Regions from separate parts of the Homo sapiens genome. Here region 1 is linked to region 2. A link is a loop called in an ENCODE intact Hi-C map of the cell type or tissue named here. Cell type or tissue: prostate gland. All regions are shown on one strand. Each heading gives the region's core, and the rest is flanking DNA. Links, peaks and the distances in the headings are about the cores only. Region 1 overlaps LINC00922 (long intergenic non-protein coding RNA 922). Region 2 holds the start of CDH11 (cadherin 11).

What was found. Hi-C counts contacts between places; a loop is a spot of excess contacts. Peaks named below come from ENCODE experiments on the same cell type or tissue, not always from the same donor. Only the 100,000 strongest peaks of a DNase experiment are listed, where the experiment ranks them.
Region 1: it touches region 2 in a loop (2.4-fold over the local background); 13 of 110 quality-filtered maps call a loop at or near these places.

Annotation. Positions count from the first base shown.
Region 1 is chr16:65,303,340-65,306,247 of GRCh38, reverse strand. The region is part of intron 9 of LINC00922 (long intergenic non-protein coding RNA 922); the gene reads left to right. The region is part of intron 2 of LOC124903780 (a long non-coding RNA gene); the gene reads right to left. Among named protein-coding and RNA genes, the nearest start is that of LINC02126, 130 kb to the right of the region's middle. In prostate gland, for the core only: no CTCF peak of the experiment used is centred there; no DNase peak of the experiment used is centred there.
Region 2 is chr16:65,121,792-65,124,624 of GRCh38, reverse strand. It overlaps CDH11 (cadherin 11), which reads left to right and starts at 2,562. Exons shown (of 13, transcript NM_001797.4): 1 at 2,562-2,745. In prostate gland, for the core only: no CTCF peak of the experiment used is centred there; DNase peaks (open chromatin) are centred at 1,614, 2,334 and 2,444; H3K4me3 peaks cover 2,414 bases; H3K27ac peaks cover 2,361 bases.

The DNA.
Region 1 (2,908 bases), core at 101-2,600, 180 kb before region 2:
AAAAATGTTAAATATAAGGAACAGCAGAAATGGTCATATATTGACTGTCTATTATGCACAGGCACTATTATGCACTCCATATATATTAAGTCATTTACTGAGTTAATGCACCCAGAAATAAAGTTAGTACCTTTTAGTGGATTGATACAAATGGGACTTATGGAGCTAAATTGATTTAGAGAGGTTAGGACAAGCAGCTGGACCAAACGACCTCTTGAGTTTCATTCCATGATTCACAGACACTATTCCAAAGATATATGAGGCCACATGACAAACCAGCAAGGAAGATATACAGGTCTTTAAGCATCATTTTATCACATAGTGAAGGCAAGGACTCCTCTATCTTTGCCTTGGGGTTGTTCCCATAGGGCTCCATGGTGTGACAAATTGGGTATGTGGCACCTCCTGTAGGAAGGCCCTGCTCCCAGTGGCTGCTGGGCCACGTCTTAACACAATCTCTGGCTTCAGGGTGGAATGGCAATTATTTAAAATTGGCTCAGGTCTGCATACTCCACTGGATTCTTTTTTATCCCACTTTAAGTCTTTCCCTTGGGACAGCTTAAACAGCTTTATCTTTTTAATGACAAAATGCCCATCGATAGGACTGGAAATGAAATCAAGCTTTTGCTTAGCAACCAGTCCGTTTATTTATTTTCCAAGTTCATGAGTTTATATGCATGCTGCTCTTAATGGGCAGTGCATAAAAATGCCTCTTTTTATTTTCTTTTCATTTACATTGTTGCGGATAATGGCTATTATCAAGCCATTAGAAGCAAGAAAGTACTGCTTTTGCCTCCCAAGATGGGCTGCAATTGTGTATGCGCTCTCTATGCAGATTGGCCAATATGTTAAACTTTCTTTTTCCATCTTCATCTGATACAGATAGCTTTATGTCAGCAATATAATTTTCCTCTTGATGCATAGAAGTACATAAATATGTATAGACATGAAAGTATATATGAACATACACTTACACATATAAACACAAAGTAAATACCGACATCATATATGTATATACACAGATGCACAGACACAGACACACACACACACACAGAGAAAGAAATCTCCTTTTTCAATTAAAATGAAATTCTATGGCAGAAATGTAAAATAAATTCTAATCCACATCAGATTCTAAGACATTGTTACATAAATCTATGACACCATGGTCTGTTTTAAACAAAAGAAAGGATGGACTCAGTCCACATATAGCCCATTGAAGCTTTCATAGTTAACGAAAGTCATTTTTAGGTTGTGTCTGAGAGGCACAGTCATATGGATTAAAAACTAAGGAGCGTCATTCTTTATTCAGATGTTTCCAAATGTCTACTTAATGTATACTGGCAAAATCATCAAATTCAGGAATTGACATTTTTAAAAAATACATCCATTCTTTCAGAGTGTCTGTGGGTGATTAGGTTATTTCACTAGGGGAGAAGAGGGGGCTCAGTTTTGTTTACTGTAGCATTTTAGGTGAGATGGGCAAAGTAAAGATAAACAGCATTTGTTGAGTATCATTATACTCTTGGTCTTTTAGTAAATATTATTTGACATTGTCATCTATGAGGAAGGTCGTGCTTTAAAATTCACATTACTTCTGCAAAGTATTATCTACATTTTATTGTTGATGGAGCTGGGACAGAGATCGTTGGCAGCTAGAAAAGGTCAGATTGACAAAAACACAGTGAAGCAAGGCCTAGGTATTTGGTAGTTACAGAAACATTAAGCCTGGTTCTGTGATTGATATCAAGACCTGGAGTGATGGCATGTAGTAAAGCAATGGTTCTCCACTGGGGGGATTTTGCCCCCCAGGGGAAAATCATTATGTCTGGAGACATTTTTGGTTGTCACATTAAAGGTGGAGGTGCTATTGGCGTACAGTAGGTAGAAGTGGAACTGCTGCAAAACATTCTGAATGTACAGGACTGCTTCCCACAATAAAGAAATATGAGGTCTAAAATGTCAGTATTGCAGAGGTGGAGGAAGCCCCCCTCTTCCATCTAAGACTCCAAGTGTTCTTCTGTATTTTATAGTCCTGGCCACTTTTATGTATCAGCATTCTAACCAAGATCTGGAAAACAAATGTGACATTAGCATGTGTCTTGGGACGAAGCGCAAGGTAGAGGAACTAAATGCCAACCCTGACTCTACTACCTATAACGTGCATCTGGCAGGAGTGACTTACCCTCTTGGTGACTCAGTTTCTTTATCTGCAAGTTTAAGAAAATACTAGTACACACCTCATCAGGCTGATGCAAGAATTAGATGAGATAATGCATATAAAGAGTTAATGAGACAGGGTGCAGAGTAAATGTTTAACCACTTAGTTGTTATTTTTATTTTAATTGCTGTTATTTTAACTTTTTGGTATTTGCTATGTCCGTTTTCTGGAGAGCACTCAGTTTTTAATACTATATTTTCCTTTTTGAATTAGCAAATGTTATTTTTATAGACCAGTTTTAGGTTCACAGCAAAATTGAGTGAAAAGTATATGGAGTTCTTATACTACTCTTGTCCCCCACAAATGCACAACCTCCCCCACTATTGACATCCTGCACCACAATGGCATTTTTTTTTTTTTTTTTTTTTTTTACAATTGATGAACCTATATTAACACATTATTATCACCCAAAGTCCATAGCACACTCTTGGTGGGGTACATTCTATGGCTTTGAACAGATCTACAGTGACATGTATTATCATGTAGTACTATATATAATAGTATCATACAGAATAGTTTCATTGCACTACGAATCCTCTGTGCTCTATTCCACCCAAATCTCACCTCAAACTGTAGCTCCCATAATCCCCACCTGTCATGAGGGGGAACCCAGTGGGAGGTAATTGAACCATAGGGGCAGGTTTTTCCTGTGCTGTTCTTGTGGTAGTGAATATGTCGCATTAGATCTGA
Region 2 (2,833 bases), core at 334-2,833:
AGTTTTTAACTTACTTTTTAAAATCGGCTGATGCACCCATTACTAAAGGGATGGTCTATAAAAACAACTGTTGTGATTCGATAAATGCTGAACAGAGAGGAGAGGTCAAAGTCCAGCTAATGTCAGCTGACATGTGGCCAGGTTCATCTTTGGACACGCTTCCAAAAGGGAGTTTATGAAACTTGCTTCATGGATCAAGAGATGTCCTAATCATTACAGATCCCGGGCATCTTTGTATAATATATGTATGATCAGATTGATCGTGACTTCACACTCCCTCTAGGACCACGTGGAAGGGTTGAGAAAATCCAGGCAATAGTTTGTAGCCAAACAAGAGCAAAACTCGAGTACCTCTGAGGGAAAGCCGGACCCCTTGTCCATCCTCTCCTGTGTAAGTAACTTCATTTATAAGCTGAAATGACGCCACCAGATCATCCTATTACCATCACCATGCCTCATTAGAGTGGGGACTTTCGGCGGTGGCTTGGGAAGTACCCAAAGTTTTAGGGGTTACAGCAGAGGCCAAAAAGGCAGACAGAGGAAGCAGGGTAGAGCTCTGAAAAGGTTCAGGGCCAGGGACCCACAGGGGGAGGCAGGAGTGGCAGGCACCACGATCTGCTCTCTGGCGCTCTACAGGAAAGCACCGGGAGTCAATGTCCTCGCGCGTCCCTTGCGCAGAGTGTGGTGCGAGGTTGGGGGGTTACTGGAGACCCAGGGGGCTATCACCTTGGACACCTATGGTGGGGGGAAGGCTGAGGAGTAAGATAACCGGGCAGCTGGAAACTTACAGCTCTTCCCCCGCAGTGGAGGAATGAGGAGTTCAAAGGCCACGTCCACACAGAGGGTGACAGAGGCATCCTCTCCGCGCAGGACGCGGACTGGGGGCAGGCACGCAGCGCCACCCGGATCCTGGAGTCGTCAAGAAAAACGCGGGCGCGCAGGCCGAAGAGGGTAGGTCCCGGGGCAGCCTCGCCGGCACCCGCCCCCGCGGGCGTCTCCCCAAGCCGTGTGGAAACCCGGGCGGCTGCGGGCGCTCGGGACCCGCGGGCTGGTGACCAGGAGCTGGAGGGCAGGGCTCGGCCGCTCTTGCCTTAGCCCCGCACTGGGGTTCCTTCCCCATGCGCTCAGGATCCCAAGCTTTCTCTTCCGTTTTCGGCCTCTTTTTCCGTTAACTCCTGGGCCCGTCTCCTCCCCTCTAGCCCTTTCAAACTGCTTGGCTGTGGCGCCCAGCTTTCCCTCCGCAGCCTCCTTCCCCGTCTTTTTCGCGGGTCCATCTCTTCTCCTTTCCCAGCCTCATCCCCGTCCCCCTAGGCGGTTCCTTTTTAGCCTTCACCCACTGGCGTCTCCACCTTCCTCCGCCTCCTCTCTTGCCTCCACCTCCCACCCTGCAAACTTGTTCAAGCCAGGGGTCCCCACACAGGCATGGTTGTTCCCTGCTGGGTGTGCGGATCCCCACGCCGTTCCCGGTACCGCGAGCGCCCCGCCCAGTCCTTGGCGTGATTCCTAAGCCCCGGCCCTGCCAGCCCTTTCTCCCGGCGACTCGGGGAGGGAGGGCAGGAAGCAGGCCCGGGGAACCCTCACGGTAGCGAGTCGTCAGTGAGGGGAACAGCGGAGGAAGGAGCTAGGACTCCGGCGCTGCGCCCCATTAGGCCCTTTCTCCCGTAGAAACGCACACTCCACCGGGCCCTGGCGGGTCTGTAGCGAGGGAGTGGCAACAAGTGACACTACCGGCGGGGGCCACTGATACCTGGCTGGGGTAGGGGCCAAGGCACCCTCCCAAAAGCTGGAGCGAGGCCGACCCCGGCGAAGCGCTCCCCGCGCACCCCTCTCCGAGGCGTTGCGTGGGGGGCACTAGACGAGAGGAGAGCTGAGAGAGAACGGAGACTGGGCTCTTCCCAAGTCCTAAGTCTCCCTCCCCGCCCGACTTCACCACCAGAGCCACCAGAAGAGTTTGCAAGGGATGGGAGATTGAGAGGGGTGGGGGCTGGGCAGGAGCCGCCAACGTTGAGGGATTTTTGGAAGGTGGGGTGGTGGAGTGAGAAAGAATAGAACGCGCTCCCGAATTCCCAATTGCTTCCCTCACTTGGACGATACCTTCCCCCAACCACCATCCCGGCCCGCCAGGCGAGAGCCCAGCCTGGCCAGCTGGAGCGGATTTGGGGGAAGGAGGAAAATGGGGGCTCCCAACCCCTCTCCAGCTTCCCTCCGCCGCCCTCCCTGATTGGCTGTGCGTCCCTGGAGCCCAACTTCAGTCGCTCCAGACTCCATCTGAGCCCTGAGGGAGTCGGAGCGCCGCGCCACGGGGCGGGAGGGGCGGCCACGAATCCAGGGGTTAGCATCTCTGGGCCCCTGGGGGGAGGGGCGCGGACGGGGTCGGCCCCCGCAGCCTCTGCGAGGCCCATCTCGCTGCCTCTCGCAGCCTCGGCTTCTCTCAGCCCCCGCCCTTTCCTTCCCTCACAGCGGCAGCCTCCCTCCTCCCGCCCCCCCCGCCCCGCACCCGCCTGCCCGCCCGCCACCTCCCCCCGGTTTCTCATTCCTGCCACTAGCGCGCTCGGCGGCTCATTCCGCGGCCGCCGCCAGCTGAGGGGAGCGTCGCGGGCCGAGGAGCAGATGCCGCGGGGGCCGCTCGCAGCCGCCGCTGACTTGTGAATGGGACCGGGACTGGGGCCGGGACTGACACCGCAGCGCTTGCCCTGCGCCAGGGACTGGCGGCTCGGAGGTTGCGTCCACCCTCAAGGGCCCCAGGTGAGGTGCGCCGCCAGTCCCTTCCTCTCGCCTGGTTGGGGCTTCTTGGAATGGGGGGCAGGATTTTCTCAGGAAGAGAATGTCTTGG